Linked DNA regions of Homo sapiens: region 1 is linked to region 2. A link is an interaction called in ENCODE POLR2A ChIA-PET data of the cell type or tissue named here. Cell type or tissue: PC-3. All regions are shown on one strand. Links, peaks and the distances in the headings refer to the core of each region. The heading gives the core; the rest is flanking DNA.

Region 1 (15,308 bases), core at 6,340-10,339, 120 kb before region 2:
TCAACTCTCTTTGCTACAGTTAAGTCAATTCTCTTTTCTTAGTTATCTAAGTGCCAGCCAAATACTGCATCTTAGCATTTTTCATTCCAAACCACTTTGTGGATGAAGAGGGCCACACTGAAATGGGCCACTCCCTGAACTGATTGGTTTTCTGCTATTGTACTCTATTTAACCAGATAGGAAAAAATAAAACAGCACAATTTCTCTAACACAAAAGCAGTACAGTCTATATTCTCCCCCATGCCTCCAAACACACATGCCACCAGATTCAAACAGCTGTTACCCACTTACCTATTTAGAAATGCAATCAAATATAAATATTTTCAGAGACAGATCAATTCTTGCATTCTAAAACTCTGTGGCAACAGTAATTCTTATGAGTCATTACCTAAGATTTCACGCCTATGCCACAGGCAAGTCATGCTCCAAACTGTTCAATCATTTCATTTAAAGCGCTCAAAAACTGAATTGGGTTTTGCCATATATGGGCCGTAACTTTTCATGTACGGAAGAATGGATCAAATCCAACAGAAAACTGCAAATGATTTTCTCTCTAGTTTTATACAGTAATGGGTTTATTCTCCCAAATTCTAGGACTTTCTCAAGTGGTTGCAGGAATTGCGGTTTTGGCTCTCTTAAGCCAATGTAAGCACATTTCCCACTGTTCATTAACTGAGAGAAGGCCAAATAACATTGTGGCACTTTTGAAAAGCTGAAGGAATCTCGGTTTTAGTGGTCTCCTTTGAAATTATGTATTTTAACCTTCCCCATTCCTGTTGGAAAATTAATTTTCCTGATCTGATATTGTCTCCTTTCCATATACTGAGATATCATAATACTATGATTTAGGGCCTGATACCGAGTTAAATGCTCAAAGCGAGATATTTTTCATTTGCTGTATCCACTCACTGCCACCCCCTCCACCATTTCTTGTAATCCAAGGATCTGGCAGGAGAGTGGCTGGCAGGAGCTAGAATTTAATCTGTGGATGGCAGTTAATTATAAAATAACAGGTCCCAGCTTGTTTCTACTTTCCACCCCCAAGAACATTTATAAATCTATACATCTGTAGACAGTTTATCTTTCAAAAACTTCTCATTTTAAATTTGTTACCCTCACATAACTCTTAAGAGTTAGTGATTGGTAACTCGATTTTAGAGATGAAGTCTTTGGTGTTGAAGTAAAAGAGATTCAATATTTAACACCCTTATTTTTCCAGCCCAAGTTCAAAACCAGTAAGACAGGAAAGCCAGAAAGAAAAATATATATTTATCTGATATATAATATACAGCTGATATATTATATAGAGTGATATACACAGATAATAGCTTTATTACTAATAAAGCGTAGGTTGGAAAAGGTAGCTTAGCTCTATTAGTTGAGTGGTCTTGGCTAATATTTCACCCCAGAATTAGGCCAGTTTCTCTACCTAGTCACAGGTGCAGCTCACCAGGCAGAGGCCTCCCTGAGGAGGACTGCCCCTATAAAACTCACAGCGTGAACAAGCACAGCAGAATGCAAGATCTGTAGGAAAGGAATGAGCTGAAACTAGACAGGCCCAGTTCCTTTTTCCAAACTCGAAGATAAGTCACTTCTCCTCCCCTAGGGAAGACTAAAGTGAGGGAGTTACTAGAGAGGCCAGGAGTATTATCCCAGTGAATGCCCATCCCATACAAGCATGCAAACACGAAACCAGAAGAAAGAAAGTTATTCCCCAAAATGCAGCACCAAGGAACCTCAAGTTGCCCCCAAAGCCAGGCTGACATTCCCCAGTTCCCACACGTTGAACTTGCTGACTGAAACAGTTTTCCTCTCCACCTATCTAAATCCTATTCATCTTACATTATTATCTCCAATTCTCCTTTTCTGTACAAATATATATATATTTTATATATATATATATATATATATATATTTTTTTTTTTTTTTTTGAGATGGAGTCTAGCTCTGTCGCCCAGGCTGGAGCGCAGTGGCGCGATCTCGGCTCACTGCAAGCTCCCCCTTCTCGCTCTGTCGCCCAGGCTGGAGTGCAGTGGCGCAATCTCGGCTCACTGCAAGTTCCGCCTCCCAGGTTCACGCCATTCTCCTGCCTCAGCCTCCCGAGTAGCTGGGACTACAGGCACCTGCCACCACACCCAGCTAATTTTTTTTTGTAATTTTAGTACAGACGGGGTTTCACCATGTTAGCCAGGATGGTCTCAATCTCCTGACCTCGTGATCCACCCGCCTTGGCTTCCCATAGTGCTGGGATTACAGGCGTGAGCCACTGCGCCCGGCCCCTTTTCTGTACAAATATTTTATGTCACTTACCCTTTTTGAGAACACATGCATCTTAAAAACTACATGCTTTACCCTGTAGATCTACTTAAGCAGATACATGGAAGCTTTAATAGACTGCAATATGCTGAGAAGCAACAAACAGTGGAAGACCATTAATTCATCTTGCAGTCTTCCCTTGGGTACTTCAAGATATATGAGCAAATGGCTTATAGAGCCAATAAAGGTACCAATGCATGCACCAAATATTAGTAAAGCTTAACTTAAGCATAAATACAGCTTGAATATTTTCTTTTCATATCCAAATGTACTTATTTGCATACCTCCTATTATGCCAGCGCCCCTCTTTGGAGACCACCACTTCATGCAATGGGGAGTGACATTAGGGCTGAACTTTAAGAAAGAGAACTCTGACAGTAATGAGAAGACAGAAAAAGAGAATGACCAGATATCCAAAATGGGATCGTAGCATCGAACATGAGAAGGCCATGCATAAGATGGGGTAGGTCCAATCAACAAAATTTGAAAAAAGGTCAGCTTTGGAGTGGTCTGAAAAGGGAGACAAAGGAGGAGACAGAATTCTGGATGATTTCACGGTAACAATCCTGAGTGACTTGGAGGATATAATAGTATTAACTAAAAAGGAAAATGCACAAGACAGCAATTTGAGGGAAGGACATTTAGATGAAGAGATCCTTGAGAAATACATGCATTTAAAAGACAAGTGGGAGAGAAACTAATGAAGGAGCTGAAAATGGCCAATGACACTGGAAAAGAACGACGACAGTAAAGTGTCCTAGTAGCCAAGGGAAGAGAGAAAGCACTTTTTAAAGGATGAGATGATCACTTGTGTCAACTTCTGTCAATAATTAAAGGAGACAAGGGACAAGATGACATCCGTGGATATGGCAAATAGCCAATAATAATGAAAGCTAGCATCACATCTGCTGCATGCTTGTCACATGCCAGGCACACCACTTCAAGAGTTGTACAAGTAAGAACCCATTTCATCCCCAAGAACCCTAGGACGTAAGTGTGACTAGCATCCCCATTTTGGTGCTCAGCCTCTCGAGTAGCTGGGCTTACAGGCATGCGCCACCAGGCCCAGCTAATTTTTGTATTTTTAGTAGAGACGGGGTTTCACCATGTTGGCCAGGCTGATCTCGAACTCCTGACCTCAGGTGATCCACCTGCCTTGGCCTCCCTTGTACAAGTAAGAACCCACTTCATCCCCAAGATGAACGTTAAGTGTGACTAGCATCCCCATTTTGGTTCATCCCCAATTTCATTTCATCCCCAAGAACCATAGGACATAAGTGTGACTAGCATCCCCATTTTGGTAACCAACAAGAAAATTAAATCCATAATAAGGAAGAGGCAGAACCCAAAGTGGATGGGGCTGAGGACAAATGAAAGGTGAGAAAGAATAATCTGCCTATAAATGAACAGAGGTATAAGAAAACAGAACAGCAGCTGCAGGTAAAAATGGTTTTGTTTGTTTGTTTGTTTTGTGTTTTTTTGGTTGTTGTTGTTTTTTTTTTTTTTTTTTTTGAGATGGAGTTTCACTCTTGTTGCTCAGGCTAGAGAGCAATGGCTTGATCTTGGCTCACTGCAACCTCCGCCTGCCGGGTTCAAGCGATTCTTCTCCCTTAGCCTCCCAAGTAGCTGGGATTATAGGCATGCACCACCACGCCCGGCTAATTTTTGTATTTTCAGTAGAGATGGAGTTTCTCCATGTTGGTCAGGCTAGTCTTGAACTGCTGACCTCAGGTGATACACCCGCCTCAGCCTCCCAAAGTGCTGGGATTACAGGTGTGAGCCACCGCACCCAGCTTGATTTTTAAGACAGAAACTATTTGAGCATTTAAGCGTTTACCAACTGAAGAGACAGAATCTAGGTCTGCCCCATAGAAAAAAAAATCTCTGGTGCTACTGGGAAAAGTCACGAAGACAGAGGTATGATGTCAAAGAGTCCAGAAAGTAGACAGAGAAAGAAATACAGTAGAGAATAGCATAGTGTCACCAAACAATAGTGTCACAGCACCATGGACTGACTGACTCTGACAGTGAGAAAACTAAAAAAGAGGGACTGAGAAAGAGTAAGATCTGAGAGGAATCAGACAGAAATAGTAGCTGTGTAGCAGTCTCGGAGTTCCTTCCATCCCAAAACAAGGGTGCGATGAGCGACAGCAGTTCAGTACAGGCTGCAAAAGGCTGAATGAGGTGTTCGCATGACTTGCTGCACGGGAGACTAGAAAACCTGGCAAAAGGTAGAGTCCAGGGCTGAAGACAGCAGATGTCCAGGGCCTACTCAACCTATAGGAAAAGCACTGGGTGATCTTCCCCTGCTTTTTGGTAGCGCCCTGCTTCCTCCCGAGTTCCACCGGAGGTCAGAGAACACAGTTTCAGGTTTCACACTATATACTTATTTCAGAAGCATGCAGAGTTATGCAGAAAAAAGGACACTCAAAGAGCAGTAGAACAGACAAGTTACTGCAACCACTTTAGCTGCACAGGTTGGCTACTTCTCTACACAGCTTGGGAGCTCATGCATAGCCCGGAGGGAGAAGTGATTGCTAGAGAACAAAAAAATTAGTAACTGAGTCATACGGGGAAAATTTCTGGATAAAAATTTTAATTGGCTAGGTGGATCCTTAGACTGGTAGACTTTGTGGATTTAGCTGCAAAGTGTATTTAAAGGAGTGTTAAAAAGTAACAACTGTTGTTTTAGATATTTTACAATTTATATTTCTAGGATAAAAACACTAAGAACTCTTTTCCATAAACACCTCTATTGCAACCATTATGGTAAAATTAAAAAATAATCAATATTTTAAAATGAATTATATACATGCAATAGAGGTATTTCCTTTGAGCAATTTATATCCTACTTAGATTAATCATAAAAACCAAGGTCGCAAAATTAAAGAATTGTTCTAATTTTTAAAATTTAAATTCAAAGCATAAATCTACATGAAAATCACGTAAAATCAAGAGAACAGGTAGGGCATGGTGGCTCACACTTGTAATCCCAGTACTTTGGGAGGCCAAGGCAGGTGGATCATTTGAGGTCAGGAGTTCGAGACCAGCCTGGCCAACATGGTGAAACCTCGTCTCTACTAAAAATGCAAAAATTAGCTGGGCATGGTGGCACACATCTGTAGTCCCAGCTACTTAGGAGGCTGAGACAGGAGAATCGCTTGAACCCAGGAGGTGGAGGCTGCAGCAAGCCGAGATTGCGCCACTGCACTCCAGCCTGGGTGAAACTGTGAGACCTTCTCAAAAAAAAAAAAAAAAAAGATAAAAAAATAAAAATCAAGAAAACAGAAGTAATTTCTAGAAAAACACTAGTTTCTTTTAAGGTTTTTTTTTTTTAATAATTACAGAAAGATTATAAACTGAATGGAAAAGACTTGGGTTCAGTGTCAGCCGATAATTATTTACAGGATCCTAAACAATCAATTCCCTCTTTAGGACTCAATCTGTTCAATACAGATGAGTGACGACCTGAACTAGATACAAAGTACATCAAAACCATAGCTTTACAAATGCAGACAGTCAATTTTCTAGAACAAAAACAGGATTCTATTTAGCTGGGTGGTGAGGAATACTCATAGCACTTATAATTTATTAATTTAAAAATCCATATTAATTGTTATTAAGAATAAAAAATATTACTTAGGTTTCACATACTAAGTAAAAGCTTTAGATCTTCATTAGGTTTAAGATCATCTAATTATAATGAGGATAGAGTGTAGGACATTTTTCCCAGTATTTTCTAAATCTGTTTAAAAAATGCTTACAGAGGACCAGTGCGGCAGCTCATGCCTATAATCCCAACACTTTGAGAGGCTGAGGCAGGAGGACTGCTTCAGGGCCAAGAGTTCAAGACCAACCTGGCCAACATAGTGAGACTCTGTCATTATTTTTTTAAAAAAAGAAAAATGCTTACAGAAATGTATCAAATTCAGTACCTCTACTTCAAATTTGTAGAAGGCCTGTTATTTTTTCTTTACATTACTAATACCATCATTTCTTTTTTTTTTTATTTTTTATTTTTTTATTTTTATTTATTTTTTTTTGAGACGGAGTCTCGCTCTGTCACCCAGGCTGGAGCGCAGTGGCGCGATCTCGGCTCACTGCAAGCTCCGCCTCCTGGGTTCACGCCATTCTCATGCCTCAGCCTCCCAAGTAGCTGGGACTACAAGCGCCCGCCACCACATCCGGCTAATTTTTTTGTATTTTTAGTAGAGACGGGGTTTCACCGTGTTAGCCAGGATGGTCTCGATCTCATGACCTCGTGATCTGCCCGCCTCGGCCTCCCAAAGTGCTGGGATTACAGGCGTGAGCCACTGCGCCCGGCCCTACCATCATTTCTTAATAAACCATATTCTTTTAACACCTTGCTTAGAGAACAGTACCATTTAATTATCACCATTCCTTCCAGAATATTTGAAAGAGATGCTGCAATGCTTTTAAGTTTTAACAAGATTTGTCGATCTCCAGAGAGTCTGCACATATGCAGCATTGTTATTAAAAATGCCAGGGAAGTCCAGGCACAGTGGCTCATGTCTGTAATCCCAGCACTTTGGGAGGCCAGGGCGGGCAGATTGCTTGAGCTCAGGAGTTCAAGACCAGTCTGGGCAACATGGCAAAATCCCATCGCTACAAAAAATACAAAAAAACTAGCTGGACAGTGTGGTGGCAGGTGCCTGTAGTCCCAGCTACTTGGGAGGCTGAGGCAGGAGGATCACCTGAGCTCAGAGAGTCGAGATGGCAGTGAGCCATGACTGTGCCACTGCACTCCCGCCTAGGCAGCCCTGTCTAAAACAAAATAAAATAAAACAAAACAAAACAAAATAATGCCAGGGAGACACTCATTCCAAGAGGTATCACTGTAAATTTCATCAAGTTTTGCTAAGCAGGCCACTAATAACAAACAAAAAACCCACCTTGTTTAAATCCCATTTTATATTCACCCTTCCTCTCCTCAAACTCTGAATTCCTACAAAATTAAATTATGTCCTCTAGTTTACAATGTGGACGTGGAGGAAGAAAACTAAAGAAGGGCAACAGAGAGAGCCTTGCACCAAGACCACAACCACTCCAGGGGGTGGGATTATATCCATTCCACACAGGAGGAATCGGAAGCTTTGAGAGCTGACGTAAAACTGGTAAACGGTGAAACCAGGATTCAAACCCAATTCTACCTGGCTGCCAAAACCACACATTGCTTTCCCCAGTTCACAGGCTATCACAGCATCAGCAGCAATCAAGGTAGAAAACCTAATCGAATATCACAAAAATAGGAACCCATCTGTGATGAGAAAACTTACAGATCTCGGACTGCAAACTGAAAATGCCTACAGGGCCAAGGCAAGTAATATAAAATGAAGGGAATTCAACGGGACTGGGAACAGGAGACCATGTGTATGTATCATCTACGGAGGCAGCTGCTGCTTCACTTCATGCAGGAATGTGGGCCTGGTGTTGCCAGATTTTGTGCTTCTTTTCAAGAGACACTGGAAATAATCTTATTATTTCATACTGACAATTAATTTTTAAAAATTAAACACACCACTGATCAAACAATATAAATCTGTAGACCACTAGTATCCATCCCTTAGAACTGCCAGTTTTCAACCTCCAGTATTCTGGGGGCACTACTATCATTTCTAATAGAAACAGAAATACAAAGACAAGTATGGAACCCAAGGGGCAAAGAGACACAGGTCTGAGAACAGCCGGAAGATTATAAAAACTAGATGAATCATATCCATTTAAGCCAAGATGAAATTAGTCACTAACTATATATTTCATTCCCAGGGTTTTAGTTTTCTATTTCCCAAAGAAAGAGCAAGGCTGCAAAAGAGAAGATTGGGTTGGGGGAGGGGAGGAACAATATAGCTAATGATGAAATGATACATAAATGGTAAGATGATTTTAATGCTCAGGCAAAACCCGCTCTTAACTGAGTCAGTCAACCACCAGTTACAGAAACTTGAAGATATCACTAATTCTGAACAAGATTAATTTGGGTGGGTAGAATTAGTCATTTCGTTATTAGTCCTTAATTTTAGCCATCAAAGCATAGCCAAGGGAAAGTAAGCATATCAGTGTGGTTACATTTCAAGCAAGATCTTGAAATTAAGACAAATATTTAGTATGTTCAAGAGATTTTGACAAATATTACTTAAGCCAAAGACACAAATGAGAACATACTCAATATAGCTAACTCTTCCCATCTCTCTATGCATCCTCTGTCTGTTGCATTTCCAAAGAAATATCTTTGTGAATAAATTCAGAAACATTTTAGCTGCAAACACAACAGAATCTCCAAAAGTACACACTGACCTAAGGCTGAAAAGAGTTTTCATTTAACAGGTGAGTGGAGATTTTTTTAAGCTATGGAAATGATTACATTTTTTAAACATTTTCCCAAACTTTTTGAGGTTGCAAGACAATTATTTTTACCTGTGTTTTTTCTGCAGCAGTCTTCTCACTGAATGACAGGGCCATCTGATACACTCCATACCATTATAGGCATGCAAACCCTTGATACGGATCCCACCACATAGTACTAAATCACCCTCTGTCATATTTATGTAATTTTTTAAAGTAGCTACAAGTTGTCTTAAGGACTGTTCTCTCTATCCTATGTACTTCCCACAAAGCAGACTCACAAATTCAACAAATCAACATTTCCATATAAATCTTGTTTTTGACTCCAGAACATCACAGTCGGCTCTGTAAACATTACACAGGAATTAAACACAAAATTTTCCTTTTTCCTTAGTTTAGAAAGACTTGGATTCAACAAGAGCCTCCATTCTCCCCTTATTGCAATCACCATGTGAAAAGAAGGTAATTTGCATTTGGTTCATTATCCTTAAAAGGAAGCAATTTTCAAAGAGGTGGAAAGATCGTTTTTTTGTTTTGTTTTGTTTTGTTTTGTTTCAACTCCTAAGGAAATCCTTCACTCTGGTGGCACGGGTTTTCCACATGCAAAATGCAAGTGCAGTCATAAACTGAAATTTTTTCTGAAATGGATTTACTAGGGAAAGTTACAAACTTAACAAGATGTCACATCTCTGCCTCAGACCAATCCACTCAACAGTACCTAGTTAAGGTGTCAGAGGCTCTTTACTTTAGCAAAAAGAAGCTAAATTTTTTTTATTTGCTTGCTAATTAGGGGTTTCTGTGACTACCCAAAGATGCACAAAGAAATAAAGGTTTTGCTTTTATCTAAAGAAACGGAGTAAGGAGAGAATACTATCATAACAGCATGGGTTGAGCACGAAAGGATACCCATTTACTAGATGACAAAAATCTTCACCAAGTTACTTAGCTTCCAAGTTACTTAGTGCTTTTCCCTTATCTTGGAAATGTCAGTTTACTGGCCTGAATTAGGTGTTTCATTTTGTCTTTTTAAAAGCTATGTTATTAATCACTGGAAGCCAAAATGATTTACTTTGGTAAAGGTACCCTATAGGGGTAAGAAAAAAAAGTTACAATTACAATTTTACCATCCAAAGTGCAACAACTTTTCTTAGAATAGGGAAAAAGATTTCTACTCTCTGCTAATAATAAACTTTAAATGTATATTTTTTAGAGCACTTGGAGAAAAAGGCATTTTACATTTGCAGAAGCTCCGCTCATGGGGTCGAAATGCATGCTGCCTCTACCACACTATAACCGACGAGCTTTTATTTAAAAGTGTCCCTAAACTAGAACTTTCCACAGCTGAAAACTAATTGAACATATTTCTTTCAAATCCGAACACACCAGTGAAAAAGGCCTTGCTCACGAAAACAAACACCTTAAGGGCCCAGAGCCAAATGGGCAAGATGAAAACGTTTTTGCAGGAAATATTCACAGGTTGAGTTGTTCACACAGGTCTGCAAGCAGGTGAAAGAGCAAGCCGCAAAAAGAGCTGCAAAACTGGAAAACAGCACAAGGGTGGCCCAAGGTAAGCAAGCACCAAGGCAACCAGGTATTCTGTGCCAGCTGAGGACCACAGGTGTCTTGCTAAAGAATTTAGAGAAGAAAAACTACATGTGTTTATAGCTTTATATTTAAGCTATAATAGACAGAGTCTACCTCTACCAGCACACTGCCAGTTTCAGAAGTCAGCGACGTCAGAAAAGGAGTGAAGGTTAGCCCTGAAAGAACAGAAAAGCAGCAAACTTTTCAGAAGTTAAAATGGGGACACCCCATACAAATGGGTAGAAGTATCCCAGTATGGCCTGCACTACAAAGAGAAAAATTAAAACACACCTTTTTCAAAACCTCAAAGAAAACTCCAAGCCTTATTTGAAACACAGAAGGACATCAGTACAACATTACTAACAAATCTCTAACAGTCAGCAAGAAATGAAATAAAAACTAATTAAATTCACACTTGAGTTTTATCTCACTCAAACAAGAACTGTTTCAGAGGCACTAAATACATCGGCCCATTACTGGTTTGCTTCATGTAGGTTTCTGTTTGTTTCAGTAGTCGTTCTATAAACTAATAAGAGATTATGTATTGAGGCCTTGTCTTCCTGTAAAGTATAAACTGGCACCTACCTACTGCAGTATTTTGCATACAATGTTGACGTCTGTACAAATAATGACATTTTGCTTGAAAACCAAGTTTTAACGTTAAGGATACCCCTTGTCCACTCAAGTCTCTCTTTTATGTATCATATTACACTCATCAAAAATTAGCATCTCCCATCACCTCTAGAGACAAAAGTCTCAATCGTATGTACATGCACCGCAGTGAGTATGGCAGACATTGCTGGAGGCTCATTCTACACTTCTCTTCTTGATCAAACCCCACTTTTGTTGAAGTATCTACCTGTCCTGCAAATAGCCATGTGCTTCAGGAGAAAGTCAACCCTGCCCCTAACTCCAACAAAGAGATTCTCATTTCTAAACCAATCATGGTAACTGGTTCAGAATGGGTATATTACAATTCCTCCCACTGATACGTGGGAAACCTAACTGGGGGCTTTGGGGAATTTTTCTTAAGAAAAAGTATCCGTTTCTTCCTATCCCCCTCTTCTCTAGACTGTCGTTTCCAAAAGTGTTATGTAGAACCGCCGCAGCAGCATATGGCCAAGAGCGAAGCCTGCCTGAGAGCAAACCGCCAAGTCAAGGATAGCAGAGCTCAGAGAGAAAAAACTAAAGTCCTTAAGGACATCAATGAGTTCCTCATCATACCACATATTGTCTAGATCCCAACCACTTCTGGATTCTCAATGTTGTGAAATAATAATCCCCTGATTATTTAAGCTTCTTTGATTCAGGCTGTCCATTACTTGCAGACGATGGCATGCTAAATGTGTGGGCCTCCTCTCCTTCTGGGCACATGGCAGGACTATCCTTCCTAGCTCCCTGGTGGCTGGGTAGGCCATGCCACTTCTGCCAAGTGAGCTGAAGCCCTCTAGAACTTTCTTTTCCCTTTGGTAGCCAGCAGCATTCCGGATAGTGTTTACTCCATCAGCCTGGCTCCCTGAGTGGATAATGATGTATACACGAAGCTTCCCTCTCCCTCCATGATGATTAACACAACATGAGCAGAAAATAAACCTTTATTATTTCAAGCCACTAAAGTTACTTGGGAATCATGAGCTAGTGTAGCATGTTCTAACACATTTTATTAAAAAAAAAAATGAATGAGTCAAAGAAAGAAAAAAATCATTAATCTGTGTTCTCACTTGGCACAAATTGAAGGGGGGGGGGAACAAAAATATTCTCACAAATCATGTTTCTTTTTGCCTTAACAAGACATAAAGAAATGGCAAAAAGAATAATTTGCTAAGGGAAAGTAAGAAAAGAGAACTGCCCCCAGAAGAATGAATAATACCTTCTAAGAAACCCCCAATAGAAACTGCCCAGTTCAAGCAAACAAAAAATAGATACAAACTATCTTACCAGCACAAAATAAAGCAATTTTCTATCTGTCTTAGTCTGTTTGGGCTGCTATAACAAAGTACCATAAACTGAGCAGTTTATAAACAACAGAAATGTATTTCTCACAGTTCTGGAGGCTGGGAAGTCCAAGATCAAGGCACCAGTAGATTTGATGTCTGGTGAGGGTCAGATTCCTAGCTCATAGCTGGCACCTTCTCACTGCATCCTCACAGGGTGGAAGAAGAATAGTCTCTCTCAGGCGTCTTTTATAAGGGCACTAATCCTATTCATGAAGGCTTTGCTCTCATGACCTAATCACCCCCAAAAAGGTCCCCACCTCCTAAAACTATCACCTTGGAGTTTAGGATTTCAACATATGAATTGCACAGGGACACACATACACTCACACCACGGCACTATCTAAACTTTGCCCTCTTTCTCCATAGGAATCATTAGAGGGGAAGGAGTTACTTATTGAGAAAACTGGTATTGGTAAGAACCTAAAGAAAGGAAAAGAATGAGCCAATGGGTTGACAGAGCATGACAGGATCAGGTTTTGGACGTCCGGGCTAGTTACAGAAGTGCTTTTCAACTTTCACGTATCTGCACAGAATGAAAGGATTATAATGATCATCTATCTATCCAGGGGACAACAAAGAAAGAAACATAAAATGTCTAAACCTCTACTTCCTACAAAAAACATCAGCTAATTTCACTATGTCAGTTACTTCAAAATGCTGTTGTCTAGCTGGCTAACTCAAAGACAAAAATCTGTCAATGTCAAGAAGCCTACTGTGGTCCTGGAGACACATATTAGAAATCCTAGAAAGACTACAGTCACTTTTTTTTCAGAGACAGGGTATTGCTATGCTGCCCAGGCCTTGATCTCCTGGGCTCAAGCAATCCTCCCACCTCACCCTTCCAAGTAGCTGGGACTACAGGTATGTACCACCAGGTGTAGCTGACTATGGCAATTCCTACTTTCTATTAAACATTACAGAAATGTAACGCCGTGAACATTACATCCTCAATCCTATTTCTTCTCTCTTAATTTATATGTGGAATCTGGTATGTTGTATATATCATTGTTACCCTTATAGCAAATTACAGGGGGAATGACTTCCATTACGTTTTGATACAATAGCTAAGCAGCCCTCCCTTCTGATATTTCCCTCAGGGGTCTGGAGAGGCCTACTTTTGATACTGTGGATCCAAAGTACACGAAGCTTTCTCAAACACCTTCTAGTCCTTTCCATGATGCTCCCCAAAGCAAAAACACCTTGCTCTCTCAGCGTTAACTGCAAAATGCAATCTTCTTGTTCCTCTTAACGGAAAGCCTCTGAAAGCCAAACACATTTTATTACACTGAAACTGGCAGAGAAACAGTTTGGGAGGGGAAAAAAAGTATGAAGACTGCAGCCTCTACACCTCTAGAAGAGTGGCCAACTTGCAGACAGGTGCCCTGCACAGATTCCTGTGCACACACAGACATGCCCTACTGCTACCCCAACATTCATACCCAACAACTGCCTAGTCTTGTCTCCAAGCACAGTGTGCCAGACTGACAAGACAGGTGATGGGGAATGCCTGTTGCACAAAGATGAAAAGAATTCCACAGCAGAACAGAACAGCTGAGCAAGTAATTCAGGCACAACTGAGAGGCCAGAATCTAAGACAAAGTACAATGGCAACTTCCTTGGAGAAGGTAAGATGGTAAAGCAGTTCAGAAGAACAGCTGAAGTGTTTAAGACAAGCAGGGTGGGAACTACAAGCTGAAGGGCTAGTTACATGGGTGTAACAAAATGCTTTCACCACACAGCCTTTATTGACAATCAGGAATAGGTGACAGCTCAAGAAAATAACCAACCCAACTCCAAAAGGGCTGACTTCAAGGAAAAGCAATAGCCTCAATCTCACAGGATCAAAAATTACTATGGTTTCTCTTTCTTTGGCCCATAGTAAGAAATCTTACAAAACAGTCAATTTCATTAATTGAACTTGCAGAGAAATAAACTGCAAACTTTAAAAAGTCATAATCTTAGGGAAATTATACTTTTATTAGCCTAATTTGTTGGAAGGTACATCAACAATAGTAACATGTTATATCCTGAAAAGGAAGGGTGAAGCCCATCCTAGAGTGGGCAGCATGGACAGGGCATGCTCCTGTCTCAATGTTTAGTAACTAATGAATTTCTAAAGTCCCACTATTTAGTAGAGCACCTGAATGCAGCTACACACATCTACAGTGACCTGATTAAATTTTTAGGAAGGCAGTGAACAGAAACATCTGCTAGGGAACAGGACCAGATGCCAGCAATGCATGCAAAGTGCCTGTGCAACTTATGGGACATTGCTGGGTGCAACAAATGATAGTTATTATATTACTATTATAAAAACAAGCCTTCAGTTATTTTCCTCTAATCAAACTCTATATATAAACCATATTGTAAAAGTCTTCTTAAGTGACTTATATAAACTCAGTTGATTAAATCAGAAAAGAGCACATTAAAATGATAAATCATATAGAATACTGTGAACTAAAAACATTTTTTGTCATCAGCTTCCCATATTAAAAAAGAGAACTTTACCTAAGAAAACATCCTTAACCATAATAAAATGTGCAGCATATCCTCATGCCCACCTCACTAAAAAACAAAACAGAAAAAGCTCTGCACTATTTCTCTCAATGCAAACTACTGATATTCAGTTCTTCATCCTTATTCTATTACCTGGTTTCCTATGCATCTAGTCAAGGGTTCCACATGTCAGAATTCTTCTTGTCATAACCCTTAAACAGCTATTTTTCTTTGTTTATAATTTTTAAATGTATGTCACAGTAGTAATATGGCACAACACACAACTACACTCTCCACTTTTATTTAGTTTTCATCCAGTTATTCACACTTATTGTCTACTGAAGATTTTTCAGGGATTTGACAAGCTGTTTGATTTTTTGTTGTTGTTTTTAACTGCATGGTCAGCTTCAATAAGGATCTACTGAGACAGTAAGAGAGCAGACACTTGAAATGATCCCAAAAGTTTTGAAAAAGATATTGAACATGTAACAAGAGTGGAATCTAACCTTGACCATCCCCTGATAATGTATTCATTCAAAGCAAACAAAACGC
Region 2 (15,308 bases), core at 4,619-8,618:
CTTTATGTATTCTGGGTCTAAGCCCTTTGTCATGTATTTGTGCTATAAATACCTTCTCCTACTTTGTGGTCTGTCATTTTACTCCTTTAATGGTATCCTTTGATGCAAAAATGTTTCTAATTTTAATGCAGTCCAGTGTCTACAAGGAAATCTCAAGAAAAAATTTTTAAAATATTTTTAACTGAATGAAAATGAAAACACAATTTATCGAAATTTATGGAGTGAAGCCAAAGCAGTGCTTGGAGGGAAATTTATGCCGTGAAATACTTACATTAGAAAAGAAAGGTCTCAAGTTGCTAATGTAGGCTTCCATCTTAGAAACTAGAAAAGAAGAGTAAATAAATCCTAAAGCACGCAAAATGATAAAACAATTATAAAGAACAAAAATCAATGAAATTGGAAACAGAATATAATTGAGAAAATCAATAAGACCAAAAGTTGGTTCTTTGAAAAGATCAATAAAACTGAACACCTTGATATCAAGATTTTCCTGGCTTCATAAAACATGTTGAGAAGTATTCCCTCTTTATTTATTCTTTAAAAGAGTTTCTTTAAATGTTGGTAGAATTTAAATAGCCAGGGGTGGTGGCAGGCACCTGTAATCCCAGATACTCCAGAGGCTGAGGTAGGAGAATCGCTTGAATCTGGGAGGCAGGGGTTGCAGTGAGCCAGGATCGCACCACTGCACTCCAGCCTGAGTAACAGAGTGAGACTCTGTCTCAAAAAAAAAAAAAAAAAAGTTGGTAGAATTTACCAGTGAAGCCATCTCGTTTTGTGTTTTTTTGTCATACCATTTTAAATTCATTGCTTTAATTGCTTTATTATAATTTTTTAGTTCTTTTGTTAGTTTTTGCATGTCTTGGTTTTTAATTTGTTCATTACAATTTTCAAATTATGGGCATAAAGTTTCCCATGATATCTTTTTTTTTTTAAATGTAGGTTTGATTGTGATGTCCTTCTTTTGAATTTCGTGTATTGTTTGTGTCTTCTCTATGTTAATTGGTCTTGTCTTTTATTGATCTTCAAGGTGCCAACTTTTGGTATTGTTGGTTGATTGTAGATTTATTTTCTTTTTTACTAATTTCTGCTTTTTTTTTTCTTTTTAGAATTAGATTGGATTTTTTTATTATTTTCTAAATTATTTCGATAGATTCTTTTTTAAATTTTTAATTTTTTATTTCAATAGGTTTTTGGGGAACAGGTGGTCTTTGGTTACATGAATAAGTTCTTTAGTGGTGATTTCTGAGATTTTGGTGCACTCATCATTCAAGCAGTGAACGCTGTGCCCCATGTGTAGTCTTTCATCCCTCACCACCCCCCACCCTTTCCCCTGAGGCCCCAAAATCCAATGTATTACTCTTATGTCTTTGCGTCCTCACAGCTTAGTTCCCACATATGAGTGAGAACATATGATGTTTGGTTTTCCATTCCTGAGTTATTTCACTTAGAATAATAGTCTCCAATTCCAACCAGGTTGCTGAAAACGCCATTATTTTGTTCCTTTTTATGGCTGAGTAGTATTCCATGGTGTGTGTGTGTGTGTGTGTGTATATATATATATATATATATATATATATATATATATATATATATATATATATACCACATATTCTTTATCCACTTGTTGATTGATGGGCATTTGGGCTGGTTCTATATTTTTGCAATTGCAAACTCTGTTGCTATAAACATGTATGTGCTATAAACATAGATTCTTAGACCATTGGTTTTCACTTTTTTTCTTTTCGAATATGTGCATTTTAAAGCTATAAGTTTTCTTCTAAGCTTGGCTTTAAATAAATCCCACAAATTGTGAAATGCAGAAATTTAATTGTGGCTTAATTCAAAATATTTTCTAATTTCCATTGTAATTTCTCCTTTGACTTATGGGTATTATAAGCATATTGATTAATTTCCCAACATATGGAGATTTTTCTCCTTAACTTTTTGTTACCTATTTTTAGTTTTAACTGCAGTTGGAGAAAATACTCTAATCTTGGTATTGCAAATTCTCAGTACCTTGGTAGCTCTCCAATGTCCTAAAAAATGTTTTTATATTTATCTCAGCTTTCTAGTTGTTTTCAGAAACAAGTTTGATACAGAGTAACCTATCAGTTATTGCCAGAAACATAACTACCACCAGTGATAATTTAATTAATTGTGACACCATCACAATCTGTAGATCACCAGTACCCCATTTTCCATTAGTTAAAAAACAAACAAACAAACAAACAAACAAAAAACAACAAAAAAAAACCAGTCATCATTGCATCCATGGCCAGAGAGTTAAGCAACTCAACCTCAGCATTCTATCTCATTTTCTCCAAAGCCCATGTTCTATTACTAACATGCTGTTTATTACATTTATTACTGCTTCCAAGGTCCCCTCTGACAGATTCCACATTTTCTGTCTAAACTTATTTATAGGGCCGGGTGTGGTAGCTCATGCCTGTAATCTCAGCACTTTGGGAGTCTGAGGTGGGTGGATCACCTAAAGTCAGGAGTCCGAGATCAGCCTGGCCAACATGGTGAAACCCTGTCTTTACTAAAAATACAAAAATTAGTCAGGCTTGGTGGTGTGCACCTGTAGTCCCAACTACTTGGGAGGCTGAGGCAGGAGAATCGCTTGAACCCAGGAGGCGGAGGTTGAAGTGAGCTGAGATCGTGCCACTGCACTCCAGCCTGGGTGACAGAGTGAGACTCTGTCTCTAAATAAACAAACAAACAAACAAACAAACTGATTTACCTTCTGTCTTAACTTGGTCCTCTCACCATACTTTTTCAATAGTCTTCTCCCTCTTGTTTACAAACAGCAAATGCATGTCATATTTCTCTGCTCATGTTATTCTCAGCCTCTTCTCACTTCTCTTTGGAATATCTACTCTTTGGTTATTTTCGTTTAACGTATAAGAAAAGAAGGGAAAAAAAGATGAAATGTATGTCACTAAAATTGCCTCAAACACCAGTAGTGGCACGAGTCACAGTTTTAGAAACTCTGAGCTGGTGTGAGAAGCAGGGCTTCTGCCCCCTGGTGGGGAAAGGAGGATGCCCCAGGACCCACGGTGACTTATGGGGGATGTTGTCCACGAACTGACATGTCTGTTGGGGAATCCATCACAGGACCTGCATAACAATTTACATTTTGAGTTTTCCATTCCCCAAATGGCACATGATTCTAGAAACACTTGTTTTACTTAGGTAGGATTTTATAGATACATACATGTGCTACAAATAAATATTGCTTCCAAAGCTGCTCTGAAACCTTAGCCAGCTTCTAAGATGGGCACTGCTCTTGACTGGAGATAGAAATAACTGTAACGTTCATATGAACAGGATTCACAGTATTACTCATATTTGAGTGGTTCCTGGAAAGAGGGCAGTAATGACCGGATTCCCCAGGGCAAAACAGAAACAAAAAGCCCTCTTTTGATGAGAATGGGTTTGGTCAAATGTTTTTGGTGCCATGGGTTTGTTATTTCTTTCTGAAACTTATTTGAAGAGTAACGCCAACTGTCCCAGGCAGACTAAAAGTGACCCTAATTGTCAAGTTCTCAAGAAAAGGCAGTTCCACTGAGTCCCTGTGTCTCCCTTTCCAAGACTCAACCCCTCTGCCACAGCCTAAGGCTACTTCCTCTCCTTTCCTTAGTGGAGATGAACACTAGCTGGTCACTAACTGCCAAATATCTACCCCTTGCTACTGGATTCCACGACAGTGAACCTGCTCTTCAGCTTTCTCCCTACAATAATCTCCTTTGCTTTAACCTTTCCTCATGGGCCCTAAGTTTGTCTCATCCCTAATCACAGCTAAAAAAGATGGAACTGAATACAGCATGGAGTTTAACAGTGGGACAAAGAAAGGAACCATTTCACCCTAGATTTGTGTGTTCTGCTGAAACACAGGGCTGGTTTCATGTCTTCCTAAGTATTTCATTACAATGAAGAAAACACAGTTCTTGTTGGATGAGATGCCTGTTGAGGTGTTGCAAACATGATGATGTCATGTCCAGGGGAGGAAAATGAATATCCCAGGGTTTGAAACCAACTCCCTAGGCAGATGAAGCCAGCAGAGCAAGAACCTTGCCAGCACAACCAGTGGTAAACACACGAAGGTAAATATGGATATGGCCTTTGCTTCAATGGGATTCCAAGTCCTGGGAATGCCAAGAAGCATATATGTCTTTGGGGCCGCCAAATACCTACAGCGTTGTCTTATACATCACAAGCAGTAAATACACTTACCCACAGACACGGAGAGGGAGTTTCCTTAGCCTCTTTCCTTTATGTGAATTTGAAGCTGCCTGATCAGAGTACAGATGTGGCAATTTACTCAAGTTCTGCCCTTGGTTTTCCACTTCTGTTAGGGTCTTTGAGGGATTCCAACAGACAACATTCCCTTCACTGCCTGATTTATGAACCAATTAAGAAACAAAGTGGCCAGGTGCGGTGGCTCATGCCTGTAATCCCAGCACTTTGGGAGGCTGAGGCAGGTGGATCACAAGGTCAGGAGTTCGAGACCCAGCCTGGCCAAGATGGTGAACCCCGTCTCTACTAAAGATACAAAAAATTAGCCTGGCGTGGTGGTGTGCACCTGTAATCCCAGCTACTGGGGAGGCTGAGGCAGGAAAATCGCTTGAACCCAGGAGGCAGAGGTGGCAGTGAGCTGAGATTCTGCCATTGCACTCCAGCCTGGGTGACAGGGTGAGACTCTGTCTCAAAAAAAAGAGAAAAAAAGCAAGTGTGGGCACAATGGCTCATGCCTGTAATCCCAGCACTTTGGGAGGCTGAGGTGGGAGGGTTGCTTGAAGCCAGGAGTTTGAGACCAGCCTGGGTAATATAGCGAGACGCCCATCTCAACAAAAAATAAAAAGTTAGCCAAGCGTGGTGGTGCATGCCTGTAGTCCCAGCTACTCAAGAGGCTGAGGCAGGAGGATTGCTTGAGCTTGGGAGGTTAAGGCCTCAGTGAGCTGTGATCGTGCCACTGCATTCAGGCTGGGTGATAGAGTGAGACCCTGTCTCAAAAAAGAAAAGAAAGAGGCTGGGGGTGGTGGCTCATGCCTGTAATTCCAGCACTTTGGGAGGCCGAGGTGGGTGGATCATGAGGTTAAGAGTTCAAGACCAGCCTGGCCAAGATGGTGAAACGCCATCTCTAATAAAAATACGAAAATTAGCCAGATGTGGTGGCGGGCACCTGTAATCCCAGCTACTAGGGAGGCTGAGGCAGAGAATTGCTTGAACCTGGGAGGCAGAGGTTGCAGTGAGCTGAGATCGTGTCACTGCACTCCAGCCTGGGGGACAGAGCGATACTCCGTCTCAAAAAAAAAAAAAAAAAAAAGAAAAGAAAGAAAGAAACAAAGTGAGAGAGATGACAAGTGGAGGCTATAATACCACTTTCTTATGCTGACATTGAAAAGATAGCTTATATCTGTGAGCAAATAAACCTCCCAATACTGAACCCCCCTCACAGCAGCCTGGACTATGGCAGCCTCCCACCCTGGACCTGCCCCGCTCCAGCCCACCCCTGACTCCTGCCCTCTGATGGCAGGGTAGCTGTCAAGGAGGAAACCAGAGAGAGGCTGAGCCAACCACACCAGTTTATTCTCTCTAAAGTTCCTATCAGCTAAATCACTCCATCTTCTCTGAGCAGAGGTAGAGAGAGAGCCAGATGTCACATAAACAGAGCCACTTCCTCCTGAAACAACTATTCATTGTGGGAAATAAGTTACTTCCAAATCCTACCTACCCTGATGCCTTACCTCCCTTAGGGACTGTGGTCTTGAGTCCCTCACCATTGCACACCCAAGCATCTTGGCAGAGATAACCTTTCATAGAGATGATAAAGTGTGTGTGCATGAGCAGGCATATATGTGTGCATGTATGTGAGGATGAACAAATCTACATATATGTATACATATATATCTGAGTTTGCATGTGTATGTGTGTGTGAATGTGTGTATAGGTTTGCCTATGGTGCAAGTGTGGTGTGCGTTATGAGTTTGCATATGAGCTTGTGAGTGTGTAAGTGTACATGAGTGTGTGCAAGGGCACAGGTGTAGGCATGCGGGTGTGGGTGTTCATGTGTGCCTAAATGTTCATGTACATAGCTGTGCCTATAGTATAAGTAGGTGTGTGTGTAAATATCAAGCTTTGGAACCAGGCTTTCAGGTTTCATATTTGGGCAGATTCATTCCAAGAAACATTCCTTGAGTATCTATGATGACCAATGACTGTGGCAACCATAAGGAGGAGTATTACGTTTCTCTGGATGCAAAAGGCTTATAAGCAAGTAGAAGAGACAGACACATAAGCAACCCTATGCAACACAAGACAAAAGATGTTAAATGCCATTGTTATAACACAAGAAGAAGAATTGTTCTGACTTGCTGAATGTTTGAGGTCAGCTTGAGAGGAGATAGGAGGTGACAGGAGGGCCGTTCAGGCACAGGAATAACATGAGCTCAGGACCCAGGTAGAAATATAGGGCATGTTTAAGCAATGAGTCATTCGTTGTGCCAGGCACATAAATTAACATGAGAGTTACAACATCAGATCAGATCAAGGATAACATCTGGCCATTCCTCACTATATTTCACAGGGCACACGCTGATGAAGGAGGGGGATGGCCAATTAGTGGGGAACTCGGACTCTTGTACTAAGAAGTGTGAACTTCCTTTCTTAAGGTAAAGGGAAGCCATTGTGTTAGAGTGGAGCCGGGGAAGGCAAGGGTGGGATAAGAATTTCAGGGTTAAGAAGCTACTGCATTGGTCTACATGAGTGATAATGAGGGGGTCAAAGGGGTGACATAGTTTACAGATACACTCAGTGGATTTTTATTAGGCTGAAGGGAGGTTTTCCAAATCTGGTGACTGGTCATTTAATGGTGTCACTAACAGGGCTAAGGAGGAAGTGGATGATGGGCTAAAGAAGTTGAACTGCAATTTGAACTACTGTGTCTCCCCTGATAATCACTCAGTGCTATGCTTCGTGCACCCAACCCCCACACAGATGTGGACTTTTGGGAAATGCGTCCTCTTGCTGACTAGGCATCAAAGAATGAGTATTTCCTTTGTCACCATTGCCTCATCTTCCAGAGAAAACTCTTCACTTCTGGAGGAAGCCAATTTCTCTTTCATCTGGAACCTTTTATCTCTAATAACATTATCTCTATAGTTTTAACTCAAGAAAGGTCTCGGTTTGAGTCTTCAGTTGGAGCCCTGAGGAAGCAGGTTCCAAGAACAAAGGAGAGATTGCTCTTTCTCTGGTCTTCTCTGCTCAAACAATAGCAAGCTACCTTCTGGACACTACAGTGGGCATGTCCAGTGGTGCATCACCTGACAGAGAGATGCAGGGACTCAAAACAGGTACATTTATTGTGTCAAGGTACATTTGTGAGTACAAGGAAGAGTCACGTCCAGGAGAGGACAGGCTGAAGAGGAGCTTCAACCAATAGATGGGGCTCTGCTGGGGCCACTAGGATGTCAGCAGGGAAGCCTCGGAGCGCCACAGCAGCGTAGAAGGCCTCGGGCTGCAGAATTCAGCAGGACTAGGGGCTAAATGTGTGATGAAGTTGGAAAGGCGAACACAACAGCAATTGAAGTGGATTCCAAGAATAAAAAATGATTCGCCAGAAATACGCCAGGACACAGGCAGCTAAAGCCAACAAAGGGGTGGATTCCCAAGATGGGGACCTGAGAATCCAAAGGGATCGAAAAATCAAACATAGCCAGGCACGGTGGCTCATGCCTATAATTCCCACACTTTGGGAGGCCAAGGAGAATAGATCACTTGTGCTCAGGAGTTCGAGGCCAGCCTGGGCAGCATGGCAAGACCACATCTCTACAAAACACAACAATTAGCCAGGCGTGGTGATGTATACCTGTAGTCACAGGTACTCGGGAGGCTACGGTGGGAGGATCACTTGAGCCTGGGAGGTTGAGGCTGCAGTGAGCCATGATTACGCTACTGCACTGGAGCCTGGGTGACAGAGTGAGACTTTGCCACAAAAATAATAATAATAAAACAGAAAAACCAAACATCAAATAATGCAAAGACACATGGGCTTGGGGCAATTCGTGGCTTTACGGGGTGAGGTGCAATGTCAGAAAGAGGCGCAGGCACTGGGGTTCTTTAGTCTGGAGAAGAGGTGGTAGCTGTTACCTAAATCATAAGCTCCTGGAAGGCAGAGAATACAGATCTGATGTCTTGATTAGTAGGTAATAAATGGATATTGGTTGAATGATTGCTTACTTAAGTAAGCCCTTCAAGGGGAGATTCTCTTAATTGCTGCCTCATACCTCAGAATGGCTTTGATTTTCTCATTTCTCTTTTTTGCCCTGGCAGCTGTTATTGCCTCAGCAAGCTAAAGCTGTTGCTATTTCAGCATCATTGCTAAGAAGGGCATTGAAGCATCTTTATGTCAGGCTGAGCTCACTCATCCAGATTAATTCCCTAGATGTCCAGCATAATTTCTGGTAAAGTCACCTTTTGGTCTGAACAAAAAGCAGATAACTCACTTTATCTGTGAGTTTTTTATCTTGTTGACAAACCAAAATTCTTATCCATTTCAATTTCTGTGGCAATTTAAGAAATTGCTAGCAGAAGAAATGTGGACTTTGGAAGGACACATTAAGCCTGCACTTTGCTCCTCGCTATCATGTGAATGCCTCAGTGTCCTGGCCATTTCTGATTCGGTTCTGGGAGGATTACAGAAACATCATGATTACTGTGCTCTCTAAGCCTCTCACTGGTTTTAAGGAGGGGGCTGATTTCCACTTTTATTTATAGAAACTTCGAGAATGATCTCCAAAGCTCAAGAGTTCAAGAAGCTATGGAGAATCTTAGTGATTGAGAGGACATTTGGGTTCATCTAAACCAGGGGTCCCCAACCCGCAGGCCATAGTCCAGTACTGGTCTGCGGCTTGTAAGAAATGGGGCCACACAGGAGTGAGTGGTAGGTGAGTGAGCACGACCACCTGAGCTCCGCCTCCTGTCAGATCAGCAGTGGCATTAGATTCTCATAGGAGCGTGAACCCTATTGTGAACTGTGCATACGAAGGATCTAGATTGCATGCTCCTTATGAGGACCTAATGCCTGATGATCTGAGGTGGATCAGTTTCATCTGGAATCCATCAACCCCAACCAACACGTCCGTGGAAAAATTATCTTCCACAAAACCAGTCCCTGGTGCCAAAAGGGTTGGGGACTGCTGATCTGAACCCCTTCTGTGTCAGAGTGTGGCTTGCCTAAGGTTCTTTGACTAAGTGGCATGTTGGTGCTTTGAACTGAGCAACTGAGAATCTACTATGTCATGCCTTCTCATCGACGGAAGTACTTGCAGTGGATCCAGATATTTAAAATGAATGCAAAAAAGGGGGATTAAAAATGCAGTAAAAATGCAGTGAAAACAAAAAAATGTAAAAATAAGGAAAAGTCCTTTTTTTATTTTTCTTTTTTGAGACAGGGTCTTGCTCTGTCACCCAGGCTGAAGTGGACTGGCACAATCACAGCTCACTGTAGCCTCAACCTCCTAGGCTCAAGCAATCCTGCCACCTCAGCCTCCTGAGGAGCTGGGACTACAGGCTCACACCAACATGTCCAGCTAATTTTTTATTTTTTCAAGACCAGCCTGGGCAACATAGCAAGACCCCATGTTGCCCAAGCTGATCTTGAACTCCTGAGTTCAAGCAATCTGTCTGCCTCGGCTTCCCAAAGTGCTGGGCTTACAGGTGTGAGCCACCACGCCAGGCGTGAAAAAAAGTCTTAAACAACAACAAGAAAATAATGCATATAGTATTTGCTCTCTAGACCAGGTAATCATTCTGCTAAACATGCTGCTGTGTCCAAAAGACAAAGCCTTCTCAAACTGTCGAAACGTGTTTCTCAAAAGGTTCATTATATTCTTTCTTCTCTGCAAAAATGACAAGCAGTTACCATCTTTTTCTGAGCAAATATTGACAACCCCTAGCACCCAACACTATGAAAATTCAGGTATATTAAGTTTAACCCATCATCTGTCTCAGTTTTTGTCCCCTAAAACAAAGGAAAATTATAGGCACAGTGCTAACAATGGAAATGTGAGTTTTTTCCTCCTTTGGTCTTTTTGTTGCTAGGGTGTAAGCCCATGTGTGTTGTAAAACTCTCTCCCATCTGGCTGGTTCTTGAAACTTCTCTGGGTCGCAGTTCTTACAGTTGAGCAATTAATTCTAACACTTGGGAACGGCTGAAATGAAGGAGATTTCAGAGAGAATAGCTCATGACCTTATGCCTTTGTGTGTTTTACTGAGAACTGACCTCCTGCGTTACTGGGAAAGAAAAATCTATTAAAATCTCTTGGGTGAATACTTCAGCAGGCTGATTTCATTTTGAAGTGAATCATTTGGTGCATTTTAGAAGGCATGATAAATGATGTCATCTCAAATATTAATATAAACCCTGGATAACATGCTTTTTACTCAGATTCAGAGTTTTATTACGATATTGTAAGAATTCCATTAGGCCACACCTACACCGTTTGAAGTCTGGTGAGATGCAAGGGTGGAGGAACAACACTACTTGATACTGTCAAATCCCCAGAACTAGAAAGTATCTATGAATTAACCTGACAACAATAAAACCACACAAAGTTACGGGAGAAAAATTCTAATAAAGGGTATAAAAGAACAACTAAGTAAACAGATATATACATATCATGTCTAATGGATGGGCAAACTTAGCACCAAGTAGATGTTAATGCTCCCTAAATTAATGTCTAAGTCAATGCCATTTTAATCAAAATCTCATGATAATCCGTAAATTGGAAAAATTAATTCTAAAATGTATAAAGAAAAGTCCACAAATAGTCAAGGGAATTCTGAGAAACAAAAGCAAAGGACTAGCTCTATTAGACAGTAACCCGCATTACAAAGCATAAACATATGGCAAGGTTATGCCCTGATGGGCAGAACAGGAAGTTTAGAAACAGAATCATGTGGCCAGACGCGGTGGCTCATGCCTGTAATCCCAGCACTTTGGGAGGCCGAGGCAGGTAGATCACTTGAGGTCAGGAGTTTGAGACCAGCTTGGTCAACATGGCAAAACCCCATGTCTACCAAAAACACAAAAATTAGCTGGGCATGGTGGCGGGTGCCTGTAATCCCAGCTACTCGGGAGGCTGAGGCAGGAGAATGGCTTGAACCTGGGAGGTGGAGGTTGCAGTGAGCCAAGATCGTGCCACTGCACTCCTGGGTGACAGAGTGAAACTGTGTTTCAAAAAAAAAAAAAAAAAAAACCACCACCCCATCACCAAAAAGAAGAAACAGAATCACTCTGCAGAAAAACAAATAGATTTAAATAAAATTCAAAATTTAAATTTATTTTATTTATTTAGAGACAGAGTCTTGCTCTGTCACCCAAGCTGGAGTGCAGTGGCATGACCTCGGCTCACTGCAACCTCCATCTCCCAGGTTTAAGCGATTCTCTTTCCTCAGCCTCCTAAGTAGCTGAGATTACAGGTGCCTGCCACCACATCCGGCTAATTTTTATATTTTTAGTTGAGCCAGGTTTCACCATGTTGGCCAGGCTGCTCTCAAACTCCTGACCTCAGGTGATCCACCCGCCTTGGCCTCCCAAAGTGCTGGGATTACAGGCATGACCCACTGTGCCTGGCTGAAATTTATTTTAACAATATATGATAATGTATAATTATATTGATACATAACACATATATTAATATTTACTGTTTATAAAGATTTAAATGATTTCAATGAATTAAAAATCACAATATAAAGAAAAAAGAAATGCCAAATAGTTTTAAGACTATAAAACTACTAATAAGAAATCTAGAACTATCTTTTTTTTTTTTTTTTTTTTTTAAAGGCAGAGTCTTGCTGTGTTGCCCAGGGTGGAATGCAGTGGTGTGATCATAGCTCACTGCAGCCTTGACCTCCTGGGCTCCAGTAATCCTTCTGCCACAGCCTCCCCAGTAGCTGGGACTACAGGCATGAGCCATCATGCCCAGTTAATTGCTTTTTTTAGAGACAGGGCCTCATTACGATGCCCAGAGTGGTCTTGAACTCCTGATGTCAAGCGATTCTCCCACCTCAGCCTCCCAAAGTGTTGGGATTACGGGCATGAGCCACTGCACCCGGCTAGAAGAAACATCTTTATAAGCTTAGAGTGGCACAGTAGATTGAGAAAAGTAACAACTGCACTGGCAGCTTCTCCCAGCAGGAGGTGGGGGCTTTTATTTGACTCCTTGAGTTTGGGTGTGGCCATGTGGCTTGTTTTGGTCCACTGGGCATTAACAAATGTGAAGAAGGAGAGGCCTGGAAAGCTCAGGTCCACCAGGCTTGCCCTCTCCTGCGCTGGAATCCCGGAGCCGCCGTGTGCGGAACCCTGGGCTGCCCTGTTGGAGGGTGAAAGGCCGTGTGGAGTAAGAGGCCCAGCCATCCCAGCTGGGGCCATGATGTGAGTGAGGCCCCCCAGATCATCCAGCCCCCGCCCATCAGGCCCCGTTCAGAAGCAATTAATCCCACAGCAATGAATCCTTGTTGGCTTAAGCCACTATGCTTTGGTGTGGTTTGTTACATAGCAAAAGCTAACTGATTCAAGCAGGGCACAAAAAGTGTAAATCTCAAAGGAAAAATTAATGGATTTAACAACATCAAAAGTAAACACCCTAGATGAAAGGTAACAGACAGGAGATGGGCTGGAAGAAAATATTTTGCAGAACCAGGACTGAAGATTAAAATGTAAAAAATCTAAGGGACACTTGCAATTGCAAGAAAAAAGTTTTAAGTAGGCAAAACCTGAATGAGAAGTGCACCAGAAGTAAAACCAGAGTAGTTAATAAATATGTGAAGAGACTCTCAAACTCATTAGTAATCAAAAAAATAGAGTATGTTAAAAATGAGATACTACAACTATTAGAATGGCAAGAAATAAAAAGTTGTATGATATCAAGTGCTGACAAGGACATGGGGAAATGAAACTCCTCATTACACTACAGATGGGCAGGAGTCACCTTCTGTTGTCATTTGTGAAGGTCAGTTGGGAAGCATTTTGTGAAAACATGCACATATGTATACTCTCATGTGATCCAGCAGTACAGTTCCTGGGTGATATCCCAGAGAATCCTTCTGACAGATGCACAAAGAGATTTATGTCAGTTTGCAGTAGCATCGTCTGCCAGTGTAAGCCATCCCTTAGTGGGAGGGTGTGTAAGGAAAATGTGGTATATGCATAGGATGGGAAAACCATAAGGCAGCCAGATCAGTAAATAAGATTTACTTCTATCAACATGGCTAGATCTCAAAAACACGTTGAATGGGCCGGGCGCGGTGGCTCACACCTGTAATCCCAGCACTTTGGGAGGCCAAGGCTGGCGGATCACGAGGTCAGGAGATCGAGACCATCCTGGCCAACATAGTGAAACCCCATCTCTACTAAAAATACAAAAATTAGCCGGGCATGGTGGTGCATGCCTGTAATGCCAGCTACTCAGGAGGTGGAGGCAGGAGAATCCCTTAAACCAGGGAGTTGGAGGTTGCAGTGAGCCGAGATCGTGCCACAGCACTCTAGCCTGGCGACAGAGTGAGATTCCGTCTCAAAAAAAAAAAAAAAAAAAACACATGTTGGATGAAGAAAATCAGTAGAATGAGATGTATAGCACAATGCGCACTGGTAAATTAAAGTCTATATTATATAGATGATGTTATGTATATGAAGGTATGGAAGGTGAGTTGGAAGAACACACATTAAAACATAGGTACTGGCTGGATGCAGTGGTTCACACCTGTAATCCCAGCACTTTCGGAGGCTGAGGCAGGAGGATTGCTTGAAGGCAGGAGGATTACTTGGGCCAGGAGTTCAAGACCAGCCTGGATGATATGGTGAGACTCCATCTCTAAAAAAAAATTAAAAAATTAGCTGGATGTGGTGGTATGTGCCTGTGGTCCCAGCTACTCAGGAGGGGAAGGAGGAGGATCACTTGAGCCCAGGAGGTTGAGGTTGCAGTGAGCTGTGATCACGCCACTGCACTCCAGCCTGGGTGACAGAGCAAGACCCTGTCTCAAAAAAAAAAAAAAAAAAGAAGTGAAATAAAACCTGGGTACTCATGGGAAGAGAGTAAGATTGGGGATGGGTCATTAAAAGACTGTAATGAAACCAAATCAGAACATTTGTCTCATCAGTGTACTTACTGCTTATGATGACTGCATGAGGTTTATGGATAGAGCTGTGATTTGGAAAACCAAGTAGAAAAAATATAAACAAAAAGGAAGAGCCTCCTCTATTTAAAAAGGATACAAAATACAGTGACATCCCCCAGTTTTGGCAACATTCTGCTGGTGTCACTAATATCACTATTAACCTGTAACTCTAAATGGACACCCAGCGGAAACCAAAACAAGACAAAAGGCATTGTTCTCCTTCTTAAAGGAAGAATCCATGTGGGGAAAAACCCCAGGCTTATTGTTTAAATCATGTAATAAAAGGCATCATATTAAACCCTTTACTGGTTTCTACATTGCATCCTGCTCTATGGCCTTGCTGCTTTTTAACAACCGCTTGCTTAAAGATAAAATCAGTATCTATACAGGGCCTCATACATTATACCTCTTTTGAGCATAATTTATTTCATCTACTTTATATCCAAAGGTGAAACTAAAACTATTTTATATTCTTACCTGAAAAACCACTCACGCAAGAATCAAGATGTTGTTCTCTGAGTTAAGGATTTTTCCTGGCCCCAGTCCTGTTACTTTGGTTACCACTGGCTAAGCTTTTCGTTGCCATTTGAGTTTGTGAACACACAGAGTAACCCGGATGAGACTATGGGTGCAAGTGTGGTGGGCTGGGGTGGGAACTGTGTCAGCACCGGGGTAGACAGAAGTCAAGGAACTTCTGTGGGGAGCTGATCAGATCAGCCAGAGTTTACACTGTCAGCATCTGACCTCAGAGTTGGTGGGCCACGATCAGTGATGAGTCACAACTTAAGAATAGCGCAGTGGAGGCTGGGCATGGTGGCTCACGCCTGTAATCCCAGCACTTTGGGAGGCCGAAGCGGACAGATCACCTGAGGTCGGGAGTTCGAGACCAGCCTGACCAACATGGTGAAACCCTGTCTCTACTGAAAAAACAAAAATTAGCCAGGCTTGGTGGCACATGCCTGTAATCCCAGCTACGTGGGAGGCTGAGGCAGCAGAATTGCTTGAACCCAGGAGGCAGAGGTTGCAGTGAGCCGAGATCACATTACTGCACTCCAGCCTGGGCAACAAGAGCGAAACTCAGTCTCAAAAAAAAAAAAAAAAAAAAAAGGATAGCACAGTGGAAAGAG

What was found. Peaks named below come from ENCODE experiments on the same cell type or tissue, not always from the same donor. Only the 100,000 strongest peaks of a DNase experiment are listed, where the experiment ranks them.
Region 1: POLR2A ChIA-PET joins it to region 2 with 5 read pairs; 1 of 35 experiments calls an interaction of 5 or more read pairs at or near these places.

Annotation. Positions count from the first base shown.
Region 1 is chr18:62,752,684-62,767,991 of GRCh38, reverse strand. The region is part of intron 1 of PHLPP1 (PH domain and leucine rich repeat protein phosphatase 1); the gene reads right to left. LOC105372160 (a long non-coding RNA gene) reads left to right here. Exons shown (of 3, transcript XR_007066397.1): 3 at 2,360-10,675. Among named protein-coding and RNA genes, the nearest start is that of PHLPP1, 45 kb to the right of the region's middle. RefSeq lists enhancers at 4,242-4,351, 6,151-7,120, 7,121-8,091, 15,239-15,308. In PC-3, for the core only: no CTCF peak of the experiment used is centred there; DNase peaks (open chromatin) are centred at 8,121 and 10,211; H3K4me3 peaks cover 1,697 bases; H3K27ac peaks cover 3,579 bases.
Region 2 is chr18:62,626,310-62,641,617 of GRCh38, reverse strand. No RefSeq gene overlaps it. Among named protein-coding and RNA genes, the nearest start is that of PHLPP1, 82 kb to the left of the region's middle. In PC-3, for the core only: no CTCF peak of the experiment used is centred there; DNase peaks (open chromatin) are centred at 6,197 and 6,487.